Linked DNA regions of Homo sapiens: region 1 is linked to region 2. Evidence: read pairs that join two places in POLR2A ChIA-PET (ENCODE). Cell type or tissue: HepG2. All regions are shown on one strand. Links, peaks and the distances in the headings refer to the core of each region. The heading gives the core; the rest is flanking DNA.

The links. Peaks named below come from ENCODE experiments on the same cell type or tissue, not always from the same donor. Only the 100,000 strongest peaks of a DNase experiment are listed, where the experiment ranks them.
Region 1: POLR2A ChIA-PET joins it to region 2 with 7 read pairs; 3 of 35 experiments call an interaction of 5 or more read pairs at or near these places.

The regions. Positions count from the first base shown.
Region 1 is chr12:81,077,442-81,094,149 of GRCh38, forward strand. ACSS3 (acyl-CoA synthetase short chain family member 3) reads left to right here and starts at 638. Exons shown (of 16, transcript NM_024560.4): 1 at 638-990. The coding sequence starts at 680. ACSS3-AS1 (ACSS3 antisense RNA 1) reads right to left here. Exons shown (of 5, transcript XR_007063390.1): 5 at 16,357-16,708. RefSeq lists an enhancer at 8,788-9,415. In HepG2, for the core only: no CTCF peak of the experiment used is centred there; DNase peaks (open chromatin) are centred at 8,600 and 9,070; H3K4me3 peaks cover 1,459 bases.
Region 2 is chr12:81,137,087-81,153,794 of GRCh38, forward strand. It overlaps ACSS3 (acyl-CoA synthetase short chain family member 3), which reads left to right. Exons shown (of 16, transcript NM_024560.4): 4 at 2,045-2,179; 5 at 6,021-6,161; 6 at 14,758-14,838; 7 at 14,915-15,010. Among named protein-coding and RNA genes, the nearest start is that of MIR4699, 13 kb to the right of the region's middle. In HepG2, for the core only: a CTCF peak has its summit at 10,395; DNase peaks (open chromatin) are centred at 9,585 and 9,955.

The sequences.
Region 1 (16,708 bases), core at 7,623-10,122, 61 kb before region 2:
TGACCTGTCAATCACCCCAAGAAGCACTTCCCAATTTGTCTGGCACAACCTCCTTCCACTCCTCCTACCCTCTCAGTGGTCAGGAAATCCCGGAGCAGTCCTTGCCCTGGAGCTGCTTGTGTTTTTAGTAACCAGGGACTGAGCTGATTTTGAAAAATCAATCAATCAATAAATAACAATCAAAGAGCCTTGCCTCAACGCACCGAGTTGCTGGTTTCCTGCAGGTCAGAGGCGATGCCACCTCCACCAACGACCTTCCAAAGATTAAACCAGCCGTGTACAAACTGCTGGATTGAAAATTGAGAGATGGGCCGTTGGCCTCCTCCTAGGAGTACTTGTGTGTTGAAATCGGAAGGACGTTCTGGAGTTTGAGCGCGATTTTTCCCGGAAGGCTGCGGGGTTGGAAGTGCATGTTGGGGTTTGGATCTCGTGCAGCAGCGCAACTAACCTGCTGCAACGGCGCTGTGACACCCCTGTCCCGGGGCCCCCACTTTAGCCTGTTGCTTCTCTGGTCGCTCCAGGTCGGTTTTTCCCGGCGACTCTAGTGTGGCTTCCAAACTTCTGGGCTCTGGGCTCACTTCGGAATTTGCCCCCGCCCCCTACTCCCTTCCCTCAGGCCCCAGGAAGTTGCAAGAGTACCATTTGTCGCACACTCGGGGACCGCGGGTGGCCGGAGGAGATGAAACCGTCTTGGCTGCAGTGTCGTAAAGTCACCAGCGCCGGGGGGCTCGGAGGGCCCTTGCCTGGGTCCTCTCCGGCCCGGGGAGCCGGTGCGGCCCTCAGGGCTTTAGTGGTCCCGGGCCCGCGGGGCGGTCTCGGGGGCCGGGGATGCAGGGCACTGTCCTCCGGCAGTGGCAGCGAGTACAAGACCCACTTCGCAGCCTCGGTGACCGACCCCGAGAGGTTCTGGGGCAAAGCTGCCGAGCAGATCAGCTGGTACAAGCCCTGGACCAAAACGCTGGAGAACAAACACTCGCCCTCTACCAGGTGGTGAGTGACTTCTGTGCCAACCCTGATCCCCCATCCCTGGTAACTTTTTGGGCGCCAGGACCTCCCTGGGACCTGGAATCTGGCATTCTATCACGAAAGAAAATTGAAACTGGAGATGTGTTCAGACCCCTCAATTCGTGTTTCATTTCAATTTCATAGTCAGTTCTCTTGCCTTCTGCTCTTGAGAGACCCTGTTACCTATTGTGAACCCAGTGTCCCATAAACGGGAGATTTACCTGACTGGCAAGGTTCTGCTTTGGCAGTGGGAATAGTAAGAAAACTAAAACAAGATCCTGCCTCCAGGGACCGCACAGTCTAGTAAGGGAGATACTAGGTAAACAAAGCAAGCGGTACAAGAAACTAGGGAATTATAACTAAGTATCCTCCTACTATGGGGAGGGAGGGTTAAGAAAAGACTTCAATAAAATCGCACCCCATAAGGGTTTGGAAGGATGGGTATGTCTTCTCGAAGTCGACAAGGCCCTAATTATCAAAGTTCTAGAGGTGAACAACAGCTTGAACTGTGACTGAGACAGTGACTGCCAATGATTGTGTTGGCTGGAGAGGTGGGAGGGGAAGTGGTGAGTCAGGGGCTGGGTCCGGAAGGGATTTATGTACTGTGCTAAGTAGCTTGGATCAGATCCATAGGCCTGTTGTGTATATGAAGCTGCAGTATGGGGTACCCAGAAAGAATACAGATAGATATAGGCCAGGTGATGTTAGAAGTCATGGTAGGAGTAAAGTCTTCCACCTGGAGTTGGAATTATAAGAAGTTATAAGCATGATTTTTTTTGCGTTACAACAAACGCAGACACATTGTAGAATAAATATCAAGCTTGCTAAGATACTGAGGGTGAAGCACAGTCAGTGATACTCTTAGAGTGTGGCTCCTTATGTGTCTGCCCTCTGGGGGTGTGATTGCTCTCATCTGCCAGCCATTAGAGAGGATGTTTCCTGTAAAAGTTTGAAAAACACTGCTCAGCAATGAGATGAGGGGAATGATATGGTCAGGTTTGCAGTGGACGAATGGCTCTGTGGTCAGAGCAAGAAATCTGGAATGGAATTGGCTAGAGCCTGTTCTGTGTCTCCACCATGCCCAGTCCTCTCAAAAGTGTGTGGGGATGACATGGTGTTCCCTTTAGAATCTGAGCACCTTGCCCCTTCCTATCAATTATTTTTTCAATAGTATTTGATCGGTCCTCTTTTCTGTGCCAGACAGTGAACAAGACACTGGGTGTTCAACAATGAGTAAAACCTAGTCCCTGCTTTCTAGAAGTCATAAAGATTAAAAGCATGGACTCTGGGGCCAGACTACCTGGTCTGAGTTTGGCTTCTCACAGTTACTGACTGTGTGTTCACAGTCAAGTGACTTAATCTCTCTGTGTTTCACTTTCCTGAAATGCAAATATGGAAATAATTGGAGGCTTAACTTAGTAAAGGATGAAGACTATGTCTTTATACACTAGACCCTATACATGTTAGAGGAAGAATAGCTCTCTTTGTATTCTCAGACCATAATTATCTTAGGAGCAGGAAACTCTCCTAGTATTCCTCAGATGAAAGCACAGAGATTATTGCATCACTGTTTCTCAAAGTTCTGTGTACAAATATCTGTCATAAAATATGGTACTATAAATGATTTTATGTGGCCATCTCCATTATAAAACTAATGTGCAGAGAATTCAGTTAAGAAGCCACAGGTATATTCTAAATGAAAAACAGTGAGGGCCAGACCTAAGGCAGTGGCAATAAGAATGGAGGAGAAAGGACAGATTGGAGTGATTCGAGAGGACAATTAGGGATCAGCAAAGGCCCAGGAGAGAGCTTTGGAAGTGAGTGTCAATGTCCCAGCAAGTAGAGCTTAAGACCAGGAGATTTCCTTTTCAATAATTTGCTTTTTCTTTGTAATATCTAGTTGCTTGTCTACATTTTTTTAAATGGTGTGTATAAGATGTGTTTAATGAGAAATTTTGTGAAAGGGTCACTATATTTTTATAGATCACAATTTGATAACACCGTATCTGAATTCTTTATCTTTTCAGTCTTGAACTCATGCCCAGAAAATCAAAGTGAAGAAGTGATAAAACTTTGACTCTATTTATTTCAGCAGTGCGATTCAATCTTAAAAGAATTCTGGTTGGGCAAGCAGGGTTGGGAGGGAAGTAGACGTAGGAGACCAATCTTAAATTTCAGTTAGTCAGTAGTTTCAATTTGAATCTATGACTGCATTGGATACCTAAATGAAGATAGTCCTGATTGGTTAGCAAATTTCCACAAAGCCAAACAGAAGGGCAGACTGAATTTACTTTTATTTTGTTTGGCTTTATATCCGCAAGATCTAAGGCAGAGCTGGCATATAAATTTTTAAAGTGAGAGTCAACTAACTGGATACATAGCTTTGATGATTTTTGTTGCTATAAAACAAGACACCTCTTTGGGAGGTGATAAGTGGATTTAGGCACAATTTGGTGTGAAGGAGCTTTACTTACTTTCTTTGAAGCTGGGATCTGGAGAAGGGAGATATTGACAGCCAAGTGCTTAAGCAAAACAAGGCGAGATTGCTATAGCTAATTGTTCTCTCCTCTGTGGAGCTGGCATATGTGTAGTCACAGTCTCTGATGCCCTTCGGCTTCCCAGAGGCAAGAGCGATTCTTCATTATAAGCTTGTCTGTTTGTTGTTCACAAAAGTAAACTCCCCTCAGAACCCACAGGCTTATCAAAAGTCTCAGCATATAAATAGTATTGCATATTAGCTTTCACAATGACATAAGCTGTGCAATATTCTATGCATGCAGTAATATAGACATGGAGAATAAATCTTTAAGGGCGATATATGGAAGGGAACTTCCATTGTAGTGAATGACTCTATTAAATGCATTTCCAGTCCTGTAATTTCTAAGACCTTCAAAAAACAAATCCAAATTACAGGTAGGTGCTTTAGGGGTTTATACGTGATTGCTTCTCCTCACAGTTTGGTGGTTACTCCATATTGTTAACACCTGGCTCTTTGGGTAATAAAGTCTCTATTAGAGAGACTTCAGTGGAGAACTGCAATCATAGTAATTTCTTCAGTCCTGGAACAACAAAGTGGAAGTTTCTGGTTATTTTCTCCGGATAGACATCCTGCTGCCTGTCCTGAAATTGAAATCCAGCTGCCACTCTCTGAAGGATTAGTCAATTCACTTTTCTATTATATATTGTGGTTGACTCTCTGGGCCATCAATTTATCTCTTTCTATGGAAGCATTGCAATCCAATTTTAGTTTACTTTTATTTAAACAACATTCAATGATAGGATTCTCATATACCATTTGTTTAGAAATCAATATGTATTAACAGTGACTATAAACCAAAAAGGAAAAGACTAACTAAATGCAGATTATTAGAAAATAACTTAAGCTTGGCTAACATTTCTGTAGTCAAGATACTGTGGGTTTCTCAACATGCAGGATCTGAATTCCTTACTAGCTGAGATTAAGGTTGTTTAATCCTGCCAAGTCTTAAAATGGCTTTTAAGAATTAAAGGACATCAATCATTCACCCACTGCATGTACAGTACAGAGAAAATGATGAAAGAGATAGTGAAGGAACTCACCACACAGCAGCGTGAAAGACATGCATTAAATTATTACAAAAGAGACTAATTTTAAATTTTAGATGCAGGGGTACATGTGCAGGTTTGTTATATGGACATATTGTGTGATGTTAAGATTTGGGCTTCCATTGAACTCATCACCCAGATAGTAAACACGGTACCTGGTAGGTTTTCGACCCTGGCCTCCTCTCTCCTTCCTTGCCTTTTGGAATCCCCAGTGTCTATTGTTCCCATCTTTATATCTGTATGTCTCCAGTGTTTAGCTCCCACTTATAAGTGAGAACATGCATATCTGGTTTTCAACATGATGAACACTATTTAGAGTTGCAGTAGATGCTAGGTAATCCAGCCTTTATTGGGGGATATGATACTGTCTTCTTTAGAAGGATCATGAGAGGGGTCTAGAGGAAATGATGTTTAAACTGAGATCAAAATGAGTAGGAGTTAGACATGTGAGAAGTGGGGAGGAACATTCCAGGGAAAGAAAATAGCATATGCAAAGGCCATGAGGTAGACATGTTTAGTAAGTTCCAGAAACTTAAAGAAGGTTTACTCGGTTGGGACTTAAGAAATGACAGAAAATTATCTTGAGATGGAAGGAGAGAGCCATATCGTGAATGGTCTTTTGAGTTATGTTAAGGATTTTTAAATTTTTTCCTGGCATATAATACCTGTCAGGTAATACATGACCAAAATGTAAATTTCCTATTCCTTCTTCTTCACTGGGTCAATACAGGCTTGAGTTCAACCGTAGCTTTGCCGCTTACTCTGAGAAAGCTTCAATACCTTTATTTGCAAAATTAGAATCATGACGGTATCTATTTCTAAGGATTAAATTGGGTGAGAGAAGCTTGTAAAGTGCCTAGGACTGTCCCTGACACATACAACTAGATATGATTATCTTTGGAATATGAAAGAAATACTCCCGTGAGCTAATGTGGTCCAATAAGTTTTGAGGGGAAGCGGTAGCATTTAGAGTGAATCTTAAAGTAGGACTTAGGAGGAAAGTCATTTATGTTCAGGGAACAAGATGACAAAAACATAGAGGTAAGAAAAGCCAAGTGTCCTTAGAGGATAGTTATAGTAGACCAGCTGGCTTTTAGTGGCTTGTCTGAGTTGCTGGGACTTACTTTCAGAAAATAGTTTCAGCCTGCTTTTAAAAGGCTTGGAGTAGCAAGCTAAGGCATTTGCATTTACTTCTTAGGTCACAGCAGGGCTGAAAGCCTGCAGGTAGGCTTTGTTTGACCTACAAGTTTTGTTTGTTTAATTTGTTGGCATTTAAATATTGGAATATAAAAATCTAAATTTCCTGTAAAAAATTCAGCTTTTGGTCTTTTTTTTTTTTCTTTTGAGACGGAGTCTCACTCTGTCACCCAGCCTGGAGTGCAATGGCATGATCTCTGCTCACTGCAACCTCCATCTCCCCGCTTCAACCATTTCTCCTGCCTCAGCCTCCCAAGTAACTGGGATTACAGATGTGCACCACCACACCCAACTGATTTTTGTACTTTTTTTTAGTAGATTTGGGGTTTCACCATGTTGGCCAGGCTAGTCTCGAACTCCTGACCTCGTGATCCGCTCACCTCGGCCTCCCAAAGTGCTGGGATTACAGGCATGAGCCACCGTGCCTGGCCCTTGGTCTCCTCTTTAAAGAAGAAAAAATGGGCAGGGCGCAGCAGCTCACGCATGTAATCTCAGCACTTTGGGAGGCTGAGGCAGGCAGATGACGACGTCAGGAGATCCAGACCATCCTGGCCAACATGGTGAAACCCCATATCTACTAAAAATACAAAAATTAGCTGGATGTGGTGGCACACACCGGTAATCCTAGCTACTTGGGAGACTGAGGCAGGAGAATCGCTTGATCTAGGGAGTCAGAGCCAAGATTGTGCCACTGCACTCCAGCCTGGTGACAGAGTGAGACTCTGTCTCAAAAAAACAAACAAGAACAACAACAAAAACCCGGAATGTCTGTCGGCGATGGGTCAGTATTCCTGCACAGCAACACTCGGCTGGAACTGAGCAGCTGCTGATCCTTTAAATGGTGCATGTGCTTGTTTGTTATTCACTGTCCTCACCCCTATTGCATTATACTTTGCCTGTCCCAGCCATTAACTTTTCCATTGTGATCATTTTTGTTTGCAGTGCCTCGTAAGGCAGTAATGATCCATGGAAACATTTTGTTAAGAAGGTGATAGGATGAAAGTATTATCAGAAGCCAAGTTTGACTTCAGATTTCAATATTTCTTGGTAGGTTGGGAAATGAGGGATATTGGGAAACATGGAGTAATGAGAACATAAAATAATGTGACTAATGAACTAGGGTAATAGCAGGAGGTGTAGAAAGAGAGGAACTTCAGGAATAAAAATTAAATTACACATAGTGACTTTTTGGCAGCGGGATGCAGGGAAGTAAAGACATGGTAACTGTAAGAATCTGACTTAAATGTCCAGATGAGGAATTGATGGGGCAATTAAAGTTACGAGGCTGAAAACTGGGAGAGAACTTGATGTAGAATTATAGATTTTAGTATAAATCTTAAAGAGGTGAGAGGTAGAAGCTTATGAAAGTTGAAGTGAAAGAGAGAAAGAAAGGGAAGAGAAGAGGAAAATAGTAAGGACTGAACTTTGGGAAAAAGTGGGAGAAAAAAAAACTATGGAAATGGATGAGACATTCAAAGAAAGAGGAAAAGAAAGAGCAAGATATTCTAGTGTCATGCATTGTAAAGGAGAGAAAAGATAAAAATAGTGGTCAAGGGCTCTAGAGATGCTTTGAGGCTATTGAAAATCAAAAAAATATCTGCTGTGACTCAGAGATTCTTGATGACTTTCTATAATATGATATCAATGGTGAGATAAGGGCCAAAGCCAGAATAGCACATTACAGAGTGAACTGGTATAGGCAAAAACATTCCATGAGGATATTCGACAGTGACAGGAAGATGAAACAGGATAATATATGGCAGTATGGTGGTATCTGGGTCAAGTAAAATAAGTTTCTTCCTCATTCCTTATTTCCTCTCCTCCCTTTAAGAAGAAATCTATGTTTAAATGCAGAAGTGAAGAAATTATGAAATAGGAATGAAGGGAATTTTGCTTGTTTTGAAGCCTACTGCTCAACAGGACTCCTTGTTTTTGCAAGTTGAACTTTGTGTGGTTTCTTATGTTAATTTTTTGCTTTTGCTGCTACAAGTTACTGAAAGAAACAGGTTGCAAAAGTCTCAGAATTGGTATAAAGAGTACTCAGTAGATCTGTTTGTTCTTTTTAAATACTACAGTGATTCTAGTGAGCTAAATATCTCAATATTTGTTTGTGAGTCTGACAGGGAGGATAAGGAAGCAGCTGAAAAGGGAAAAGATAATGAATATTTGTTGAGTCCTTTCTCTGAACTATCAACTATACAGTAGAGTCACATATTTCCATTTATTCCTTCCCCAGATGCTGCAAAGTTAGTATTATCATGCCTTTTCTACATATGAGGGAATTGAATCTTAAGGCCACACAGCTAGTTAGCAGAGGCTAGACCTGGGTTAGTATTAATAGCTCCAGTGGCTAAGCCCAGAATCTTTTCCTCCAAATATCAAGGGAACTGTTCCGAAGGCAGGTTGCCAAATCTTGGCCAACCTGAAAAAGATTTTTGGCTACTAAATTGAAGGAGACCAAAGAGATATGAATTAAATGCAAAAGGTAGTTTCTGAATATTTTCACCATAATTGATATTTTTGAGGACAAGTAAGAAGCCAGAACAGGATTTCAGGATTGGATGGTGGTAATGTGTCAATATTAGTTTCCTGAAGTTGATGGTTATAGTATCGTTCTCTAGAAGAATGTCCTTATTTATAACAATTACATATTAAATTATTCTAGGGTTCTTGGGCATCATGTCAGTAAATGTTTCAAAGGGAAAAAAAAAGTACTTTATCTTGTAATCGCAAATTTTCTGTGAGTTTGAGATTGCTTCAAAGGAAAATAAATACAAATATAATGGGGATTTTATGTATCCAGAAAGCAATTTAATCCCCCTATTGAACTTTGGCTCTTTGGCAAACAAATGCTCAGCTACATTAAACTGTTTGGGAAATTCAGTATTTGTCAGATATTTTTAAAATTACATTTAATTCTGGTTTGAAGGTGAGAGTGTTATATAAAGAGGAAGAATTTTTCTCCTTTTGACAAACTCTAAATTAAATGAATTTATTCATAGCGTTGTACACAGTAAAGGTATATTTAAAATATAAAATCATCATTATTTTATAGATTTAAAAATATTTTAAGAAGGTATCTGCTTGGCATGAAAAATTGCCTGTTAGAAATAAGGCCTCTCAAAATAACCTCATCAAGAAAGACCAGTTTTAAAAGATGGGCCTTATTTTATATTCTGAAGGTCAGCAGCTTGGTACTGTGCCGTATCTAATTTTCTCAGCCTGTCATGCTGCTGAACCTTCAGGACAGAACAGAGTGAACTACAGGAATGCTGCAATTACATAAGCAAGGATGGATTGCCTGGCAAATGGCGCAATCAATGAACAATGGAAATTCAATCGGCTGTGACTGATCAACTACTAGGTGTTGGGGGAAAATCCACACTCTTATCACCGCCTGAAAGGTGGCTTACTTTTCTTTTGTCATGCCACATATAGTATTAGTTGAAAGGACAAAAAAAATCCAGTGGTTGAAGTTGTTTGCTTGTTCTTCTTCTTCTTTTTATTTTTTTTTATTCTACTTTCATAAGCAACAAGCTGCAACTCCATGAGGGAGATCATTGCTTTCCACTGTGGTGTGACATTTGTAAGAAAAATGTGTAGGAGGCTAATGAATCTTTGCAATTATATATATGAATGTAATAACCTCTCTAAATTACAGTTTCAAGTATATGTGAATGTGGAGCTCAAATCCTTTATCTAAACTACGTGGATAGGGAACTTGTTATATTAAAGGTATTAATTATATTTGTTTTTGTCAGTGTTTTAGTTGAATGAGGTAAGGAACAGTGCATAGAAAGGATAGGTATTATTTTTATAATATCTTAGGAAAATTAAAATTTGTGAATTTTGAGTTTGAAGGAGTCCAATTGGAAATACGAGGATAGTAAAAAACAGAAGGTCTTTCAAATACTAAATTAGAGAGGGACAGAGTTTAATTATATGGCTTTAATAATTTAAAACATTAATTGCCTTAAGAGGGAGGAAAGCAATTAAAGTCTGTAGGTCTTTGACTTATGACCTGACTCTGGACAATAGGAATACCTTCTCTTAAGGTGTTTATGGTAGAATAACAACACTTGCCAAGTATAATCTTTCAAGGTGTCATTGCTAAGTGGATGCAGCAGTTAAGTAAAATAAATTTGGTAAGATGAAGAAGAAGGAGCAGGAGAAGAAGAAGAGCAGGAGGAGGAGGAAGGAGGAAAGAGGAAGAGAAGAAGAAGAAAAGAAGGAGGAAGAAAAAGAATGCTTAATTTCTACTGTAGATCTGGCCAGTATAGATATCTGTAGAAAAATTTAGTAAGACTAAAAAAAAAATTAGTCACTCCGTATTATTGTCCATTTGCTAAATAACTTTAATCTAATGAGTGCATGGGAGCTTAGAAAAGTCCACTTTTGCGCTAATCTCACTTTGCATTCTCTCCATACATTTTTTCTTATTTTCATAGAATTCCATTGATTTTCAATTGAGAGGCAAGTATTTTTCTATAATAAACCACAAATACCTAGACTGTGCCTTCCTCTAACTCTCCCTCCCAACTCTCCCTCCTTAAGTACAGATGAAATTTGCCACTCTTATCAATGGGATTTGTTGGATACCCTAATTTTGGTGGTTAGGAGGAAAAAGTATTGAGAATTAGTTAGTGGAGAAAACAAACTGATTTCTGGTTCAAAATCTTGGCTCTACTCTTTGAACAGTATCTTGGTCCAAATAATTATAATACGGAAGAATTATAAAATGCATACTGTGATGGGTATTACTATTTTTTGTGTTGTTTCTTTTCTCGTCTGTTCTCTTCTGCTAATATGTAGGAAGATTGGTCTTCCCCACATATACGTGATTATGCGATTAGCTTTGGCCACTGCAATAAGAGGAGCAAGGCTTTTCACTTAGTTAATTGCCAGAGCTTCAATTCTTAGTTCTTTCTCATCTACCATGGCCATTTGGAAGTACATGTAGAATAGAAGCAGTTTGGATTGCTAAGCAAAAACGTATAGATGACAATGTTTTGGGGAGTCTACCTGAACCCACAATGGAGTGGCGTGAGTGAGAAATAAACATTTATTTTTGCAAGTTACTGAGATTTTGCAATCGTTACCGTATGGCATAATCCAGCCTGTCCTTACTGATTGAGGGGTAAATAATAACTTTATGACTGTTGGGATAATTTAGTCTGCTAAAGTACATAAACATTGTCAGGTATATCATAAAATAGCTAACCTTTTTATTATCTGTTATCATAAAAACAGCTGTTATGAAAACAGCTAACAACTAAGCTTTTTATTGTCTCCATAGTATGCGCTAGATACAATACTAAGTGTTTTAATTTGTTTAATATTTATAACAACTCTGTGAGGCAGGGCCAATTTTTATTCTTGTTTAAAGGGTTTGGAAATACAGTTTCTTAAGAAACTTGCCTAAACTTATAAAACTAGTAAATAGCAGAGCTAAGATTTCAACCCAGGCTGGCTGAATTTAGCATCTGTGCTCCTAAATATATTCTATTGCTTGTTGAAAATAGTCTCAATTAATTTTAGATTTTTAAAAATTTTTTAACTCTTCTCCTCTGAAACCGTTTAAAGTTTTTACTTTTCTTTTTAAATAGTGATATAAGAAGAGTTTTTAAAGTTTGGGTCTACATCTCAAAAACATTCTAGATATGGAATAAAAAATAGCTGTTCTTTGAAAAAATAAACTTTTAATTTTTTATTGTGTATGACAGTCCTAAAGGTGGGAGGAAGGGAGCTTTAAATGAGTTGACAGCTTCTTTAGAAATGTTTCCTGGACAATAGAAAGCAATATTAATCTCTTCCTTAAAACTACTCTGTTGATTTTCTGGCTTAAGGAAAATCTATAATGACCACATTATTCATTGCTTATAGTATGCTTTAATGTTATTTTTATAAGAACATGATAAATAGCCTAATTAATTTGTCTAATTATGAACACTTGGAAATTTACTCCTCCAACCTCTCAATAAAAAAATAGGATTTCTTTATATGTTAAGTTGTTGGTTTTATTTACTTTTAAATACGTTGATGTGTACTATTTCTTTTTATTTTTCTTTCATTCTTTTTTATCTTGATCCTAATTCCCTTCTGCATTTTCAAGCAGAAGATATGCAGGTGGAGAAACCTTGATTAATGGCATATGTTAAGTGCAGAGATATATTTCTTGGAAATTGCATTGCAACTGGCTCCCTTAGTTCTAATAATATCCCATTTTTTAGGAATCCAGTGCAAGGTCAATGAGTTGTGTCTCTCACCTGTGTTATTCCATAGATATTGCCAAACTTTGGAAAACAAATGATCTAAAAATGTTAAATGCTTCCTTTGAGTGTTTATGGGATGAGTCAAAAATATATGTGCAGAGTCTGTAATAGAATGAGAAGGAAACTAACATGTGATTATTCTCTAGCTTGTTACTGAGTCATTCCTTTCTGTAACCTGATGTATTATCGTCAATAATGATAATGGTGATAGTAATAATAACAAAACAATGACAATGGCAAAGACTATAGTACTGCTGTTTTGGTACTAATTATGAAGAATTTGATTTGTGTTGGGCCCTATGCTAATCACTATATGTATATTATCTCTTTGAATCTTCCCAACAACTCTTATAATGCATTTTTATAATACTGTAAACAAATGCACAGAAAGATAAGTGGCTTGTCCGAAGTTATACAGTGGTGGACTTAGTTTTTTCAACCCAGTTGGGTCACACTGTAGAGCCTAATTTCAGTTATAAGTTGTAATTATGCTCTCTACCTTCTGTTTTACATAGCAGAACCTAGAGAGTGAAAAAGCATGAGAGCAATGTAGCATTCTTAAAAATGTTAATCGGGATTTAACTTCCCTTTGCTTTATTTGTTCTCTGTGTTTCTGTGTGTTTTCCACTCTCCTCTTATCTTAGAGAAATGTAAGTCCTCACTGTTTTCCCAGAGCCAACTTGCACATGTCTTTTTGATTTCGTCGCCTTTCAATGTCTCTAGGGATTTTATCTTAAAACCTTTAGTGGTTCTTTCCTAAAAAGCATTTCAATCTTGTTTTCTTTTAAGCAAATTTGGCAAAAATGCTCAATGCTCATCTACATTTTGTCACTTCACATCTATTATGTGAGCTCATGCTCTATTGATACTTCTACCAATAATTTGACACATCACCACTCAGTAATAGGAGAGTAGGGTTCAGGTCTAAATTACATTTGTGATCTTCGCAGCAGAATGCACAAAGCCTTCTGTATATATCAGTTGAACTGACATTAAAAACTTCACCATATACAGATTTACCTTCTAATCCATCTCCTAAATCTGATTTTTTATATAAATTGCAGGTAGATACTACCTGAATCATCTATCCAATCAGAACCTCAAATAATCCACAAATCCTCTATCAAGGAACCAAAGAGTTTGAAGTTTTGTCATCTAAGCTTTGGGTCTAAGCTTTATTTTGAGGCAGTTGGCTTCCTTTGCCTCTCCTTAGCTCATTCATTGATCCTTAAGCTGTAGTAGAGGATATTTTATAATCCATGGGTTTCCATTTATCAAGACAAATACATATATACTGCAAGTAGGGAAGGTAGGGAAATACTTCACCTATGTGGGGGATTGGTTCCAGAACACCACCCACTCCCTGCAGATACCAAAATCTGCAGATGCTCAAATCCCTTATATAAAATAGTGTAATATTTGCATATAACCTATGCACATGCTCCCATATACTTTAAATAATCTTTAGATTACTTGTAATACCTAAAACAATTAAGTGCTATGTAAATAATTGGTATACTGTATTTTTCAAATTTGTATTTTTTAATTATTATATTGTTATTTAAAATTAATTTTTCTCAAATATTTTTGATTCACGGTTGGTTGAATCTGTGCATGTGTAACCTGTGGATATGGAGGGCTGACTGTTCCTATATGAGAATGAACTGGAAAAGTTGCCTCTTAGGCACATATGAGATTCCAAGGATCTCAGATTAAGAGTTGGGTTGATATTATGTTATCAGATTGTCATCTTTTAGTAAATATGTTAAGAAAATTAAAATCACAGAATGAAAAAGTGATAGCAATCATATAAAAATGTTGAATTAGAATGCATTTATGTTATCATAAATTATGATAAAATTTTAATATATTAGAGTAAAAGCCTATCTTGATCTGTTAAAAGCTTGAATTTTAGAAAAAATATAAAACTGATTTTATTATTATTTAAAAATATTGGGTCTTGACTGCTCAAGATCTCCTACATATGTCTAGCATGAGCATCGTTTTACTTCGCTAGAATATTTCAAGAGCAGTCTGAAAATGTAATTTGTAATTACAGGCTTAGTAGACCTAATTTGATGAAATTTTCTCTTACCTTGGTTTACTTAATTTATAAAAATATTAATTTTCAAGTTTATCATTAGTAAAAAATACTTTAATAAGGAGGGTTTTAAAAAATTAAATATTTCAAAGACAGTATTTGATGGAAATCGTATAATACCACTCTTAGATCAAAATCTCTTAAATTCTAAAAGATGATTTTACTCTAAGTGTGCATACCTGTGTATGTGTATGTTAAAATGTTACAGGATACAAAACATGTTGGTACATAATAACAGCATCACCTTTTACCATAGTAATTTAACTTCTTAAAAGCATCCTGAGTTCTCAAGAATTTAAGGAAAGTTAAGTAACTTGCTAATGCTCACTTGCCATGCAGAGATAGCAGATCTAGGATGAAAAAACAGACTTACTATGCTTGAGAGTGTATCAGTTTCTCATTGTGTCACGTTTCCTCCCCAATTAATCCTATCTTATCCTCATAATACCAGTGTTACAGATTTAAAAACGAGCTGTGCATACATAAATATATACATACACATATATGTTTGTTAGCCTTTTATATTTATAAAAGTGGGTTTTATTTTGTTTTTTAGCCCTGGAGTTTATTCATTTGTTAATGCATTTGTTTCTTCTTTATTTTGTTCATTCATCCAATATTTACTGAATGACCTCTATGGACCAGGCACTATTCCAGGTGCAAGATGAGAGTCCAGATAGAGTTTAACTCTAAAAAACAATGTTACACATCAAGCGAGGAAAAAGGGCATTTTGCTTATAGTAAAATAGCATTCGTTTTCCTGTTCAATAAAAGAAGAGTAATAACAAGTGATATGGATTATCTAGTTATTATTTTCTGAAAATAAGAGTAACAAAATCCATTTTATTCTACAATCAGTTCTACTCTGAATTGCCTTTGATTGTTGAGGTGTGAAAAACTAGAGCACATAGCGTTCCATTTTGGTGAACAGTGGCCATTTTCTAACTAATGAATCCTTTAATAGATTAAAAAAACAACTAATTTTAATTTTATCCCTTTGTGCAGCCTCTCATTTTTTGTTGGAGGTGAAAACAAGCAGGAAGGCAAGGGAAAGACAAATCAGAAAAGAGAGAATAAAGGGAGATAATGGGTTTCTTAGCACCAGCTAGATAATGAGATCTTCGATAATTGAGCAGGCTGCACTGTATTCACGTTTCAAATTATCAAAATGTTAATGGGAAACGTTTCATCTAGGAATGTGGTTGGAGATAGTGGGGTAATTGACAAAAATATAATAAAGATGTACTTCGTAACATTGTTCTCAGATTATTTTGAGTATAAGGCTAGGAAAAAAAGGATAAAAGTTTTATGTTTTGCTTAGCATTAAAGTTATGTCCAATGGTGTCTATTTAGTGTAGTTGGATTTATCTTTGAGGCTATGTCTAGGTTATGTTTGTGTCTGTGTGTTTAAGGTTTTTTTTTGGGTGCAAGGTATAGGTTGGACATTAGATGGAGATGTAGTGTGATTTAATTATCAAGGGAGAGGTTTTATAAATGCAAGGCCTAGGATTGAGACTTATGTTTAAATTACTTTCACTGGCATTTATTTATTCAGAAATAATTCTGAGCCAGACGCAGTGGCTCACGGCTGTAATCCTAGCACTTTGTGAGGCCAAGGTAAGCGGATCAATTGGGGTCAGGAGTTCGAGACCATACTGACCAACATGGTGAGACCCCATCTCTACTGAAAAATACAAAAAAATTAGACAGGCATGGTGGCTCATGCCTGTTGTCTCAGCTACTCAGGAGGCTGAGGCAGGAGAATCGCTTGAACCTGGGAGATGGAGGTTGCAGTGAGCCGAGACTGCACCAATGCACACTCCAGCCTGGATGACAGAGCGACACTCTGTCCCCACCGCCACCAAAAAAAAAAAAAGAATTCTGATTAAAGTGTAGGTTTATGCCTTTTTTCCCACTGTAAAAATAGGTATTACTTTACATTTTAATTAGGTAAATGCAGGAAAGTCAAATATCTTGCTATATTAGGTATAGTTCCCTTCAGTGTTTTTTTTTTGGAAATAATTATAGACTTACAAGAAGTTGCAAAAATAATGCAAAGAGTTCATTTGTATCCATAATCCAGCTTCCCCCAGTAATAACATCTTACATAACTATAGTACATTATTAAAATCAAAATTGTCATTGGCATAATGCAATGAACTAAGCTATAGGTCTTATTCAGATTCACCAGTTTTTGCACTTATTTATTTATATTTTATGTGTAGATGTTATGCCTTTAAAAAATCAAGAATCTATGTCTGTCAATCTGTTTGACTCCCTGGATCTCTATTTCTGTTCTTATAGAGAAATGGAATTGTACTATCCATCCATATTATTTGGTAGCTCATTTTTTTTCACTTGTAAGAAGTGTTTTTTCCATTTTTCTAATTCATTATTTTTAATGTATACAGAATATTTAACATATTGGGTGAATATATAAATATTTCCTAATCCTTTCATATTGGCATTTAGATGGTTTCTCTTTATTTGCTTTTATAAATCGGCAGATAGACTTGCATCTTTGGGCTTGGCATTCCAAGGATATATT
Region 2 (16,708 bases), core at 8,509-11,008:
TAAAACAAGAAAGCTGATTTGTGGACAAACCATCTGGGTCCTTTTTTATCTTTTTTTTTTTCTTTTTAAACATGTTGAGTTAATGCCTATGAAGAAAATCTAGGGAAAAAATATCAGTCACTGACCTGCAAAAGAAACTGTAAAAAATTTTGATAAGATATAGGGAAATTACAATATGTAAAACAATAAGGATTTAAAAAACTTATGGTGTACCACTTAAGGAATTTTCATCCATCACACACACACACACACACACACACACACACACACACACACACCCCTAATACTCCTTTGTTAAGGGGTTTATGCAATAAATGCTTTTATGGACAAGGCAATTGGGCAGGTCAAATGTAAGGAGAGAAGATGGAGATATATATATCTGAGATAGTTGGGTAAAATTAGTGTGTAGTTGAAATTAGGAATGATTTTGATGTCATGATCTTCAAATAAATAGGCTAAAGAAAAAGTTTTATTTTAACAGAAGAAGATGGAAAGGATGTATTCTAACAAGTCAGTCTAGACTCAATAAGATCTCCCATAAGACTGTTAATAGAAATGTGAAAGGAATTATTTTTTCAGAGGAAGAGTCTAATTTTGACTTTATTAAATTATTCAAGCTTTGATATATTCTATATATGCTCCTAATTTGATATGTAGCTTGCTTTTGTTTATTCAGAATTCTAAGGAATGCTATCTAGAGCTATTTTTGTGAGTATTATAGATATTAAAATGTGAATTATATTCAAATGTCTGACCTTTAAAAATATAATAAAAGGAAACAAGACTTTCTGCTTTTTTTTTCCTTTTTGTTTTAAGGCAGCTTGATATGGTGGAAAGAGGTTCTGCAACCAGACAGAACTGGCCTTCCTTCTGCCTTCGCCACTTGTAACCTGGGGCAAACTATGTAATTGCACTGAGCCTCTGTTCCATGAATATTAAATTATATTCAAAAAGCAGGCAATACTATATATGCATATATTTAGCACAGTATAAACCTTTCCTAGATGAAATGTATTATAACTAGAAATCAGAATTCAGGAATACATGCAATACTTTGGGTCAATTATCTGCCTTCCGAATAATTTATTATGTGTCTCTTTTGCTTTGGATTTCTTGGTGAAGAAACAATGTACTTAAAAATATGAGGACTTATTTTTCTGCAAATTAATGAGTTCCGCAAACGTTTACTGAAAGCTCATGACATGCCAAGCACTGTGCTAGGTATAGGAAACACAAAAATAAATGACATCCAAACTTGGCCTTATAGAGCTTACTGTGCAGTAATAGAGATTTATGAACACTGACTATAGCTGAACATTTGAGGCATGTCCAGAATGTACTGAAAAGAGAGGTTAACATAAGCTGTGGTTCCCACCAGGGATACATTTTGCCTACACCTGTGTTTGTCTTGAAGAATGACTTAACAAGTTGGCAGGTAAAGAGTATAAAGTGTATCTTAAGGACAGGGGCAGGTCTAGGCTTTGTGGGGCTTGAAACTTTAATCATTTGGGAGCCTTTTTAAGAAAATAATATAATGTAATATTTGGTGAACATGAATATATATTTAGAATGAGAAAAAATTATTATAAATTATTGGAGATTTGGGTCTTTTTCTGCTGTAATCTCTTTAGGCATTTAGAAGAGAAATATATAGAAAACCTATGAAATGCTACTACAACCTCAGCAGCAGCCAGCTCTTATTGGGGCCTTTGCAAGTAAGGGGCCTCAAGATTTGCATTGTACTAGTTTATGGCAAATCCACCTGGCTTAATGGATTATTTGAAAGGGATTTATACATTTCATACATATGAGTCAAAAACATCATTGAGCATGCAGTTTTGAACAGGTAAGTGAGATTTGTGTAGAAGTGATCAAGTCTCTAACAATTACAAAGGGTTTACTGGTTTTCAGACCATTCAATAGAAAACAGAAACATTCAGACATTTCTTTACAAATGTTGAATTGCCAGTCTGCAACTAAAATATTGTGATTACCTAATTAACATTGTTAAAGCTTTCTCTCCATTATTATTTTTTAATTGTAGCCCAAGGTGGTTGTTACAGCATCATTTGGCATTGAACCTGGAAGGAGGGTAGAGTACGTACCACTTGTAGAAGAAGCGCTAAAAATAGGACAACACAAACCAGACAAAATTCTCATTTATAATCGTCCAAATATGGTAATCTGAATATTGAATTTGGTTCTTGCTTATGGTAATATGCTAAGAATGAGTTTAGTTTTTACCATTTAAAAGAGACATTTGATTTATAAGCTATTAAGTATACTGCTGAATGTTATTGTTATTTCTAAAAAATATATGAATAAGACTTACTGACTTCATGAAAATCTAGCTTAAAACCAAAAGAGTGAAACACAGAAAGATGTGTGAGATTAATGAATTGGATTCTATGTATATTGCTATTGTTGTGTTTTTTATTAGCTCAGATTATATTAGCAATAATAATAACAAACACGAAGTGACTGCTTACCATATGATTTTTAAGACATTCTACTAATGAATATATATATATAAAATAATAATAATAATAATTATTGTTATTTTTTTTTGAGACAGAGTCTCACTCTGTCGCCCAGGCTGGAGTGCAGTGGCCGATGTCCGCTCATTGCAAGCTCCGCCCCCTGGGTTCATGCCATTCTCCTGCCTCAGCCTCTGGAGTAGCTGGGACTACAGGTGCCTGCCACCACACCCGGCTAATTTTTTGTATTTTTAGTAGAGACGGGGTTTCACCGTGTTAGCCAGGATGGTCTCGATCTCCTGACCTCGTGATCCGCCTGCCTGGGCCCCCCAAAGTGCTGGGATTACAGGTGTGAGCCACCGCGCCCGGCCATATTTTTTAATCTTCCTGGTAACTCTATTAACTAGATGATAATATTATTACTATTTTAATAAAAGAAGACTCCAGTGAACATGGAGATAAAGTAACTTTCTCAGTTTGAAAGTGCCAGTGTCAAGATGCGAATGCATGCGCTCTGACTGCATGCTTAATCCCTCAGCTATACTGACTCTTGGAGTGGTGTGATTAATTTGCATGCAATTGTCTTCTTAAAATTTTGAAGAGTATTTAGGCCAGAAATAAAACTATGCTTAGGAAAACAAAACATGAATATTCTAAGTAGATAAATTATTCTGTGATCTATGAAGGAAGGGAGAACAGTATAAGATATCAATGAATACAATTTACCGTACTTTTCCTGTAACTTTGAACTCATGATCACCTTACTTCTTCACCCAAGCAAATCTCTAGCTATTTATGATAAGACCAACTTGGGTTTCTAGCAGATTAAATTTTTTTTTTTGCAGAAGTGAAATTGCAAGACTGCAAAGAATCATGTGCAATTAATTTATAGAACTCTTGACAAGTTTTCTTTGAAAATACTTAAATGACAAGATATGAGAACAGAGTGTTAAAAATATGTCATTTTGATTACCACCTAGCAATTCCCATTACCACATTAAATTCCTGTGTAAAGTTTTAGTAGTCTGTGGTTCATGAACTGCTGCACTTAATGATTTTAATGTTCTTATGATCTTGAAGAAGAATTTTAAGTTTCTTTCAGAAGACCTCAAGCACTTTTTTTAAAAAAGCTTCTTTGCTGTTTAAATCAGGCAATGCAAAATCAGTAATATAGAAGGCTTTGGGTAAGAACAGTTTAGAGGAATGGCAGGAACACACACACAATGTATGCATATGTGAGTATATGTGTGCTGTTTACATTACATATACTTACAGTATATAAGTGCTGAACATGTAATTTGTTCAGAACTTATGATGTTCTAAGTTCTAGGCCCAATGCTAAGTACTTCCAAATATTTTTTCTTATTTAATTCTAACAAACAAATGAAATACATGCTGTTTCTAGCCTTATTTTGGAGATAAAGAAACTGAGTAATGGAGAGGTCATAGCCCAAAGTCACGGCTACTAAGTGGCAGAACCAGGATTTAAACTCCAGTTTAATGATTTGTAACCAACAAGATATATGCTATTTCTTTCACTATAAACACATTGGATATGTGCAAGTCTCTTCTCTTTTCTTCTTAATAGAGATTAACTGCCTGCTCCCCTCCAATAACTAGCTTACTTTCTCAGCTTCTCTCTTTTTCTGCAGGCCCTTTCCTCTATTGTGATATAGATGAGGGCTGTAGAAATCTCTTGTTCTTTCTATTAGACCTGCTGTTTTGGCAGTAACTAAGCCCAGTGGAATGGCTTTGCTTTGAATTTAGAGAGACACAAATTATGAGGCTCAGTGGTGTGTCTTATTAACCAGGATTGCATTTTTGTAAGAGGAGGTAAAAACTTGGCTGCCACACCTAAGCCTCAGGCAAACAATGATGGAATCAAAGGATATTGCATCAATCACCCCTATGCTCTCCCAATACCGCCTTTTAAGAATTATAAGAATTAGGAAAGACATATCTATAGAAGTAAATGCATATATGTGAAAGTGTTTTTTTTCCTCTGTTTCTCAGATCTCCTTTGCACATACCTCTGTTTCTTAGCCTGAAGAATAACCATTTATTGAAGTCCTAATTTCATTAGAGTCCTATCAAAATTATCAACCTGTAATTATTTTTGTGATCCTCAATTTGATGTTTGTATTTTGCAGTGTGATGATTTTTATAGATCTCTGTGTTGTCAAAAGTTTGATAATTTGCAATTAGTTGCTTTTATCCATTGTATAAATAGAAATGGAAACGTATGATTTGGTCATAGTCAACTATTTTATTTATCTAAATGGCAGAGCCAGTACCTATCAGAGTGGGGCTGGAGAAAGCAGTTTGGCCTGAAACTTCAACTTGATACAGGGTCTTCGATTCAGCTATAAATGTGTTAGCTATAAATGTGTTTATTCATACAGGTATCATATTCATACAGGCATCATATTTGTGATATTATATTGAAGTATTAATTGGTAAATGTACCTATTTAAATATATGAACAGTTTTTACAACCCTGATTAATGTATTAAGCAGCTTAGAAAATGGAAGTGGCTTGTCTTTTCTAAATTTTTCAATCTTTGGGCTTATCTCAGGAATCACTTTAATGAAATGGTTACATACATCTCTAGATAGTAGATCTCATTAACTTTCATTGAGTGTTATATAACTTTGCTTGTGCTTGTGCTAACATGTTCGCCAATTATAAACTTCCTGATGTGTGATCTTGAGCTCAGCTAACATCTAAGAAAAAAACTAGGCTTTTAATGGGCATTAACTCTACTTAAATAGCTGTAATTCCCCATCAGAGTAACTTTTCCATCAGCCACTTCCCTGCTTTTCACCCATCTGGCCATTTCATTGTCACTGTTTTTAAAAAAGACTATTTAATTTCTTTAAAGGAGTATCTGTTTAACTCATGACTCTATTATCACAAAGTTTACTAGAAGGAGGAAAACTTGGATTGTATTTTAGATATATCACAGACTCTGACTAAATTTCAAAACTGGATTTTAGTCTTCAAAAAGGAATAGTAGAATTCTTCCCTACTCCTGAAGAAGAATTAATGTTTTCTTATTTGGAAAGGTAGCTGTGGTATTACTCCTAAAGGCCATTGTATGAAGAGAAATTTTAATAGCTTAGTTGACACATCATTGTAAAGATAATAAATGCAAAATAAAATAAATAGGCTATGAAAAATAAAAATTAGTTTATAAAGTTATTAGTGTACATACATCTATAAAAACATGAAACGTTATTTAAGCCATGAGTGTTGATGGAAACATTACTGCATTATACTGAATTTCTAAAGGATATCTCTAGATTTAAATGAAACATGCTTTTTTGTCAGTTTAGTTGAAGTGAATATAAAACTTTTGGACTTTTTATAAACATTTATGTTAAATCATGAACTTGAACTTTTTAGTCATAAATCTGATGTTCAGTGCCATATAGGCCTAGATTTTCAGTCAGATGCTCAGACTTAAATAGATTTAGCTACTTTTTGTTCTCTTGATTTAATCTCCTTATTACAGTACATATTCTTATATTTTTGCTGTGTAGGAGGCGGTTCCTTTGGCTCCCGGTCGTGACCTTGATTGGGATGAAGAGATGGCAAAAGCCCAGTCACATGACTGTGTTCCTGTTCTTTCAGAACACCCACTGTATATTCTTTACACATCTGGCACAACGGGGTTACCTAAGGTACTCACTCTCTTAGAGATAACTATCTATAGCAGTAGATTTACTTTGCACCAAGAATGTTTGATCACTGACTGGAAATGTTTGCAGACTTTACTTTGAAGTTTAGAGAGTTACTTCATTTGCTTTTATTTTTTTTTCCTGTGCCCAGTCTGGAGTGCAGTGGCGTGATCTCACCTGACACAGTTACTCCATATCTTAAAGAGATTTTGTGTTTAGTGCTAAATATAAAAACATTTATTATTTAACATCAAATATTTTGCTCTCATTTCTTCCAGAATTGTCTCAAATGCTAGAAATATACAATTGCTTTAGTAGATGTTTAATTGAATATCAGTTGGTTTAATAACATTATATAAAAATATATTTTAAATAAAATATTTTTATTCTTTTAGATTGAGGTATAAGTTTCATGCAGTATAGAATTGATTTTTTGATCTAGGGGAATTCAATTATTTATTATGAATGTGATTTTGAGAATTGGCCTAGGCAGTTTGAACAGAGGCAATTTATCCAAAGTATTGAACTATTTGATTTACAGCATGGAAGACACTCAAGGATTTTTAAATCTGTTTACCATGAAATGTGTTTTTACAAAGCAAAGTTGAAAGCATCAATATTCATTGATGCGTCAAATAGCAACAAATACCACTTTTGCCTGGTATCTCCAAATAACACTGTTTCTTCATAGACCCTTATAAAAGATAACAGTATCATTTTCCTTACTCATCTTTATTAGGTGGTTTAATATTCATTGAATTGTAGAATTTTAGTAGGGGACGGGACTTTCATAATCATTCTCTTCCTTGAGGACAGTGGCTTCTTTATTACTGTTAGATTGCTATAGCATCAGTGTTCTGAAAACTTCATTTCTTAATCTTCTTAGAATAGTGGTTCTATTTGATTAGTTAGCTTTTTAAAAGGAAATTTAAGATGTTCCATATAAACCTTGCTTGTGAAAAGGAACACTTTTGGTAGGGTAATATATTCTCTCTGAGGACACAGGTTATGTTTTAGTATATTTTGGTCTACCATTGTGCTGTATGTAGTTGGTGCTCAATAAATTTTTGTTGAATTCATACGTAGATGCATGCACATGAAGATATTTGTTTCATTGTAGAATTGAAGCCTTATGATTTTGTTGCAACTCTAGTGACTTGAAAAATATTTCTGCATATTGAAGATTGGAAGATTTATTTATTGAAGCATGCCATATAATCTGCTCGACATAATTCTCAACCTCCACTTTTTCCAGTTCTGCCTTGCACACTAGCCACCTGGAGTCCAACTGAACATTTGGCTATAAAATAAGAGGGGACTCAGCAAAGTTATGATCTAATATAAAAGTATCAACTGAGAGAAAACTCCTGACCCTGAAAACACAGTATAACTTAATTTTTAAAAAATTTAGTTTCTTAAAAGCCTGAAGAAATCTTATAAAAACATTTGTGCTACCTCAAGACTTTAAGTCACTGAAATTCACTGTGACCTGGAATGGGATCTTATGGGAGGGGCAGAAGAAAAGGTTTTCAGAAATTAAAAGCTGACTTGCCAGTGTAGTAGAAATCAAATAAAAGCAATACACAGAGCATTATATTGAAAAGTGGTTCCAAATAAGGATGGACCCTAGCTATTCCAGGTTTTCTTTTTTTTCTTTTCTTTTTTTTTTTTTTTTTGAGACAGTCTCCCTCTGTTGCCCAGGCTGGAGTGCAGTGGCGCGATCTCGGCTCACTGCAAGCTCCACCTCCCGGGTTCACGCCATTCTCGTGCCTTAGCCCCCCGAGTAGCTGGGACTACAGGCGCCCGCCACCACGCCTGGCTAATTTTTTTTTTTTTTTTTTTTTTGTATTTTTAGTAGAGATGGGGTTTCACTGTGTTAGCCAGGATGGTCCTAATCTCCTGACCTCGTGATCCACCCGCCTCGGCCTCCCAAAGTGCTGGGATTACAGGCATGAGCCACTGCGCCCGGCCCAGGTTTTCTCTGAGAGGTTCTTTTCTGGATTCCTTTCAATGCCTAAATGGAAGATCCTTTGATATTTCTATCATCCTCATTTTCCTCCTAATGTACCATCCTGAGACAATCTATTTCAATAAATTTGAGAGGGCTTGAATTGTGTGGAGATTTCTGCATCACAGTGAATTTGACTCAATATAATGTATTTGTATTGAGTGCTCAACAGATACAACTATGAGTAAAGTACAGTCCTTCTAGTCTAGTGAGATTGAACTAGGTATGAACATAGGTGATGCAAGATAGAAGGTGATCCTTTAGTTGGGAAGATAGGTGACTACACACAATGGAGACAAAGAAATTAGTTTTCAGGCTGTTTAATTAGTTTGGGACTTTACATAGGACAGCATGCTTAACAGGGAGGAATCAGATTTGGTTCAAAGTTAGGAGTCTAAGACTTTGAGAACATATGAGGGTGCTTTTGAATATTCACTGAAATAGAATCAGAAGGATGGTTGGAGGCTAGGGAAACTAAAAGTCTTTGACATACTCATCATGATGTGTCTTCAGGACATTTAACATGAAGATGCCCAGTCAAGAGTTGGTGATGAGAGTCTGAGCCCAAGAGTTACACATATGGGGTTGGAGATAGACCCTTGTAGGTCACTGGGGTACAGGACTGGTGATTAAATTGTGTGCGTGAGTGGGCTTTGCAAAGTTAACACATACAGAATGGCAAAAGAAGGTAGTTATCTCTTTAGGTCCCTCTTCCTTCCAGTGGACTTTAGGGTTGAAATTGCTTTAAATTTTACATTACCAACAGACCTTCATGGCACTTATTTTAACCTATCTTATAGATATTAGTTTTTATGGCACTTATTTTAACCTGTCTTATACATATTAGTTTTTATTTATTTACTTTTATAACAATGAATGTTCTCTGAGGTCTTAGAATATACATTATCCTTTTTGGATCCACTGTAGCACTAACATTAAAATTTGACCCAGGTAGAGCAGAATATTTGTTGAATGATCTCTTACTTCTCTAGTAAGCCAGCTTCTTGGACACCTCCTTATTCATACAATTCTCGTTTCATTTTTCATAGGTATAATCAGGATTAATAGTACCTAAAATCTTAATATGGGATCCACAGAATGTAAGTATAGGAAAAATAAACACACATGCATTAATGGAGCATTTAGATATAAATATGATGTCATCATATGGTTTGTTTCCTCAATCCTTGATCTTCATGAGGAAAAATAATGTTGTGAGCTCATAAAACTCTTCTGCCTAAAAATGCTTGTTTCTCAAATATAAAACACACATAAGGCAGTCTGTTCTTTGGTTAGAATTTGTAGATACATTTAAAGCATATTTGCATATCAGCATTTGCCAACCCTGGAGTTGTCAAGTTGCTGTATGACAGGTTAATCTGTTAGCTGCTGTAAATATTCCAGCAACCACATGTGAGCTTCTTTGCATACATTTCTGTTTTGTTGTGGGCTTCTATTCTGTTTGGTCTGGGTGCCTATATTTGAGATAGTTCAAAGCACTACATGATAAAAGAATCCCTCATCTGGATCAGATGTCCTTTTAGGTATGGGAGATTTAGTGATTATAATATTTATCTTGTTCAGTTTGATATCATAAAGGGATCATGATAATATAAAAAGGAAAAATGTTCAGTGTCAAAAGAGAACAGGGGGAAAGAAATCAAAAGGAAAAGATTGAAAAGAAAGCATGACAAGAAAGTGGTAGATAAGGCCTTTTGTCCTGATGGGCACTTACTTCCTGCCCCAGAAAAAAAAAAGAGTGAAAGTCAAATAAAAAACAGCAGTGAACTTTTTTGTTTGATCTGTGGTACGCTCTTGCAGTTAAAGTGCTGAACTGGTTGCACCCTTGCCCCTTAGCTCACAGTTGTTCAGATCGACAAAAAAATTATACAACTGCCAAAATATCCTCCATGGACATAGCTTCAGAATCATCTGAAAACCTGTATCAAGATATTTCATGTTTGATGAAATATCCCGAATAGAAACTTTTTATGCCTTCTAAGAAGATTCAAGATTCACTAAGTTCTACAAGTGTCAAGGGTTTCTCCTGAACAAAGAGTGTTTGTTGAAATAATTGCATTGTTCACACGGGTTTATACACTAAACTGTTCACTCATTTAGACAGTCAACAAATGTATTAAATGCCTATTCTATCCCAGACACTGTGCTGAAGATACAAAGATGTTGTCCTCACTGTGCTCAAAGTGGTGGAGAAGGCACAGCACTAGGTGGGGATATCAGTCCTCTGATGAGGTTTGCAGGCCCTGAGGGCTGTGAAAGAGGACCTGAAAGACATTTGACACAAATAACAGGATGGGGTGAAACTTCCCAGAAGAGGTGGTATTTTTGCAATGTCTTGAAGTACTCCTGGTGAAGACATTGGAGTTCATCAGGTTTAGAAAAGGGGTGGAGGCTTACTCTAGAAAAAGGGGATGCCATCTGTCAAACCACTGTCAAAACAAGGTTTAGTGCTGACGTGTTAGATCTTTTAAACAATCAGAACCATTCATTTTTTTTCTCTGACGCCTGCCATCATCTGGTGATGGGTTTCTTTTCTTTCCTTCAAATAAAATTTATTTTCCCCCTTTATTGTTTCTTGTCAGGCTGAATTGATACACACACACACACACACACAAACGCACACATGTATATATATATGTATACATACATATACATAAGCATATAAATATGTACACATGCATGGATACATGCATATGTTTACATGTGTGTATGTGAATAGACATTTTACATATGTAAATATATATATATATTTGCCTTGTATGATTCTTTATTACAAAATAAATGATAGAGGGACTTAATGTAGGAAATAGGAAGTTTTGTCATGTACTCTAAGCTTTTCTACTCTCAGTATTTTGGGATTTGCCTGTCAGATATTTAAAGACCATTAAAAAAAAAAACTTATATTTTTACAATGAAGAATCCCAAATTCTTAATCTTACCACACACTTCAGGCTTCCCTCCTCTTCTACAACACCTATTGTTACAATTGCATTTTTCTTTTTCAAGTTGTGGCAGCCAAAACTGCACACAACATTTACACCAACATGTTTTCTGTTTTACTTTAATAGCCCCATTTATGACAATCTGTGAGTTTACTTGTCTTCAAAAGTAGCTCAGTAAGCTGGAAATTATAAAGAACTATCTGTGATAACTTTGTGGTCCTATTTCTGAGTAACTAACATTCACCCTTTACTTTTACTTGCACTGATTGGATTTTTTAAACACCATAAACATTGTATTTGTCCCCCACTCCCAAAAGAGAGCACCTTCATATTGCTTCCATTGCTATGTCTGAGATAGGATTCACTTTCATGTCTTTATTCAGGGCACAGAGTGCTAGTCCCATCTGGATATTTTTCAAGTTCCGCAGACATCTTTAAGAATTATGACTGATCCTACCAAAAGATCGGAACAGCATATTGGCAGGTTACAGGGTTTTTATGAGAATATATGAGATCATCTAGTGACTTTACTTTTAAGGTAGGTAGAGTATAAGTACATAGAGAGGCCAGGCGCAGTGCATCATGCCTGTAATCCCAGCACTTTGGAAGGCCGAGGCGGGCAGATCACGAGGTCTGGAGATCGAGACCATCCTGGCTAGCACGGTGAAACCCTGCCTCTACTAAAAAAAAAAAAAAAAAAAAAAAAATTAGCTGAGCCTGGTGGCATGCCTCTGTAGTCCTGTAGTCCCAGCTACTCGAGAGGCTGAGGCAGGAGAATCGCTTGAACCTGGGAGGCGGAGGTTGTAGTGAGCAAGATCGTGCCACTGCACTCCAGCCTGGGTGACAGAGCAAGACTCCATCTCAAAGGAAAAAAAAGAAAGTGCATATAGAAGGTAATAATAAATAATAGAGATTCGAAAGACTAAAATGAAGAAGGTTTGTGTTTTAGGGGTAAGCACTGGTATTGAGTATTTTTACTTCATATTCAGATATACTGTAAAAGTGCTATTTTTAGTTTACAACTAAATTTGCTTAGTTATAGTATAATGGTTTGTTTTCTGGAGCATAATTTATGTGTTTTCAGAGGCTGAATGGTGTTTCTCTTTTGCATTTTAATTATCATTACCTGGAAAATGTGATTATAAACAGGAAACAAAAATGCTTTATCATCTTATTTTTGTTACAAATTAATATTTATGCTAAAGAAATTCTCTTGAAATGTAACCTTCGTGTTTTTTATACTTTCAAACCTCTTACAAAACGTGAACCTGGAGAATATGAAACCATGCATTTCTTTTTTCTGCACCATATCAAATACTCAGAAATTTGAAACTGTATTATCTGAGCATTTGAGAGGCAAGACCAAATTGCAGATCTAGAGTCTAGATTAATAAATGGTAAAAAGATGCTTGATTAAAATTTTTATACTCATTCTTTAAAAAATAAAAGTAAGTGGGTATCAAAGACTAACGAAAAACAGAAATTACGGCTCTTCTCACTCCTTCAGCTTCATTTTAATTGTTTTAAATGAGAATCTTTGACGGCAACCTCTAATTATTTTGACATTTATGCCTTTTGACTGATAGGAGCACAGGGTAAAATAAAAAGCAATAATTGCTAGAACCAAGGAAATAATATTGTTAATGAAATTTTAAATTTTAGTCTTTACAACTTTTAATGCTTTTTCACGCATGTTCTCATTTTTAAGTCTCTTTTTTTTGGTCAGATGGGTTTAAGTATTCACTAATTTACAGACAAAGTGACATTGGTAAATGTCGTTTGAAGAAGTACTCATCTGAGAGGTAAATAGAAATTTGTCAACTTATCCTTTACATTTATGTTTCAGGTTTTACAATTGAATTACTACTCAGTTATGTCTTCCCTTACCTTTTATTTCTGGTCATCATTTCTAGTCAATGCATCTTACCCTCTGTACCATATGGTCTAAACATTTACCTAGTTTTAATAATGTTTAGAGTTACTGATAAAAATGGGTTCTAAATGCAGGGACATGTAGGATGGAGAGAAAATTTTAAAACATGTTTAATTGAAATTATTACTGATATTAAGTATCACCATCTGTCATAACACATGGACAGCATATTGTCTACAAAAGCTACTTTTTCTAGTCTGTAAAATGAATAGTTTTTATAAAGTGTTTGCAAATTGATTAATATCAGATTCATCAATCTGTTGAGCCATAGGAAAAGATCTTCTCAATAGAACAAACTAGCAAAGTGCATGGACGATAGGATAGGATACAGTGGAAAAATAACTGTTTCGTTTACATGGGAAGGTGCACGTGTAAAGCCTACTGGCAGGGGGCTTAGAATTTCTAATGTTCCCATGGAGATCAACAGGGCCAGCTGCATGCTAACCATGTCATACAATCTAGAAAATAGCTCTCAAATACCAACAACACTGCATCTGATATTTGCTAAGAGACCAGGTGTTGTTACAGGTGAATAAAATAATGTTCCACAGCATGATGCCTATGTTTTATTAGTGGCACCTGAGGAGAGCAGCAATGTTAGTAACTAACGGAAAGTCAATTTCTGTTTCATTTTCCTGATTTGTGTATGTGTGTTAAGGTGCAGAGCTATGCTAAAAAGCATAACTAATAGCACAGTTATTGATTAGATCCATGTTTGCCCTTTCATAAAAAACAATTTTTTTTGCATAAGAGCAGTTATAATTGTTGTACTAAAAGATGCTTCAAAATACATGTGAATGGAATATACCTTCTATCTCTTAGCAGGTGTTCACCTACTCATTCTGAGTATTCACTCAGTTATGTCTTATTGGGCCAATGATGATTAATGTTTTTTAAAACAATAAATGAACTTAATTATTAAATTTTCCATTAGTTCTTATTTATGGTGACATTTATACCCAGTGTTCAAATATTAATCTTTCATTTAGGTTGAATATGGTCCCAGTGTTGGGGAGAGCTATTTGAAACTGATTTGTGAAAACTTTACTACAATGATATAATGATCCCTACTTTTGCCCAAAATGCAATATAAGACAAATTTTTTAACCTTAGATTCAACTCACTGGAATTCAGCCCTAAGAGTTCTAGAGTTCATAACTAAAGAATTGCTCAGCTTTAAAGTGTGCTTGCATGATCCTCAGTGAAGCGTTGTAATGAGATTCCAGTTAGAATATGACTTTGTTTCCTCCAAGCAGCTATTATTATTTAATCATCTTAAGAAATAGAGGTCCTTATGTTAGTCTGCATTTGAGGTGTATAACTACATTTTACCTTTCTTCGCATTAAATTTTGTTCTGGAAATATGTCTGAAAATGTAGTGTTGATAATGTGTGGTGCCATTAGAAAAGTTTGTATTGCATGTAATTTTGTGAAATCATGTTTTCTTTAGAAGACTAATAATGTTATGTGAGAATGGATTCTAAAAATGGCACTAATGAGGACAAATTATTTTGTGTTGACTATTGAAGGACCCAAAGAAATAATGATTCAAAGATAATTTTATAAAAGCCAAAGTAACTTGTAGCTAATATATAAAATACTTTTGACCAGGAACTTTTAAAGTGGATGCTATGAAGATAGAGAGTGTTTTTACACATTGTTTATTGATTTTAATTTCACTTTTTCTCTCCTTAGGGTGTGATTAGGCCCACTGGGGGATACGCTGTCATGCTACACTGGTCAATGTCTTCCATATACGGACTTCAACCCGGAGAGGTAATCGTGGTTTTAAATTTACATTACATGACATTCTCTGAATAAAATATATTCATTTTATTATCTTATTTTTTAGGTGTGGTGGGCAGCTTCTGACTTAGGCTGGGTTGTTGGACATTCCTATATCTGCTATGGACCTCTTCTTCATGGGAACACAACAGTTTTATATGAGGTAATAAAGTAAAGTTAATACCACATATAAATGATATTTATTTTATTAAAACTTTTCATGAAGCAGTCCTGAGTAGGATCAGAAAAATTGGGGTGGGGACAGGGGACATTATTATATCTTCTTCCAGTTAAAAATATAATTTTGAAAGGGAAAAGGATATGTAGGAAATATTAGCCTGTTATTTAAATTTTGTTGAACAGTCAGAATTAAATTCTGAAGAACATACAAAAACAAGCTTTATATCTATCCCTAACATTTCTAGAAATTATTGGCAAACTGATACTGATTTTAGAGTCCTAGAAAATAGTTATCATAAAACAAGCAATGTAGATTCACCTTTTTTATTTTCATAGGATTAATGGATTTCCAAAGTCATGTTGTCTCAATTTTAAATAAATACTTTCCTTGGTTTCTAATAAAGCTCTGTGTATAAGACATAGGAATATAGACTGACCAGATTTATACCTGAATAAATAACTGTTTAAAAATTCGATGAATATATCAGTGTCACCTAGGAATAAGATTTCTTTGCATATAGGAAATTTACTTCATATGCCTATTCCATTTAACTTTATCAATGTCTTGTATAAAGACTTAGAAAACATACCTATCAGATCTGTAGAAGATCAAAGTCTTGGAGGGATAACTAATATGGTAGTTTGCTAAATTATCATTCAAAATGGCCTTGGACTTTTGGGACAAATTTAACAAGATGGAAAAATACATAAATATTTACAGTTCTATATTTAAATTAAAAAATACAGAAATGAAATAGGGAAAACTTGGGTTAGTTGTAGTTTATGTAGCCAAATCTCTGGGTATTATAACATCCATAACTTAAACATAAGCTGTTGGTAGGACTGTTTTTAAAAAATACTTACCATGTGCAATGATGTAATCTTACTTTACTCTTCCACATTTGAAAATTTGTATTCAGTTTAATTGAGATGATAAAAAAAATCACTAAATTACTAGAAAGCATCTGAAAAAAGGGAGTAGCATGGAAATAATGTATACAAGAAAGAGGTGGGCTGGGCATGTTGGCTTATGCCTATAATCCCAGCACTTTGGGAGGCCGAGGCAGGTGGATCACTTGAGGTCAGGAGTTCGAGACCAGCCTGCCAAACATGGTGAAGCCCTGTCTGTACTAAAAATGCAAAAAATAGCCAGACCTGGTGGTGCATGCCTGTAATCCCAGCTACTCAGGAGGCTGAGGCAGGAGAATCACTTGAACCTGGGAGGTAGAGGTTGCAGTGAGCTGAGATCATGCAGCTGCACTCCAGCCTGGGCGACAGAGTGAGACTCCATCTCAAAAAAAAAAAAAAAAGGTGAAGAAATTGGGAATGGCTAGTCTGACAAATAATACACTTAAAGTGCAGATATTATAAGTATATTTTGATGTTTAAAAAGTTGCTACATATAAATTATGTAGTCTTGAATGCGGAGTTACAGAGGGTTATATTTTGGGAATAATCAGAGACAAACTTAAATGCTTGGCAGTAGAACAAATGGACAACTTCTCAAATATAAGGCTCTCTCTCACATAAGTGTTCTGTCAATACCAGACAAGGATTGTGAAGTAAAGGGAATTTTATATGTGGGGTGTGGAGAATAGTATTAAGTGATTTCAAGTTAATTTGCACTCTTAAATTTCTGCAAGTCAATGAATTTGAAAACATGAGAGGCCATTCTCAATCT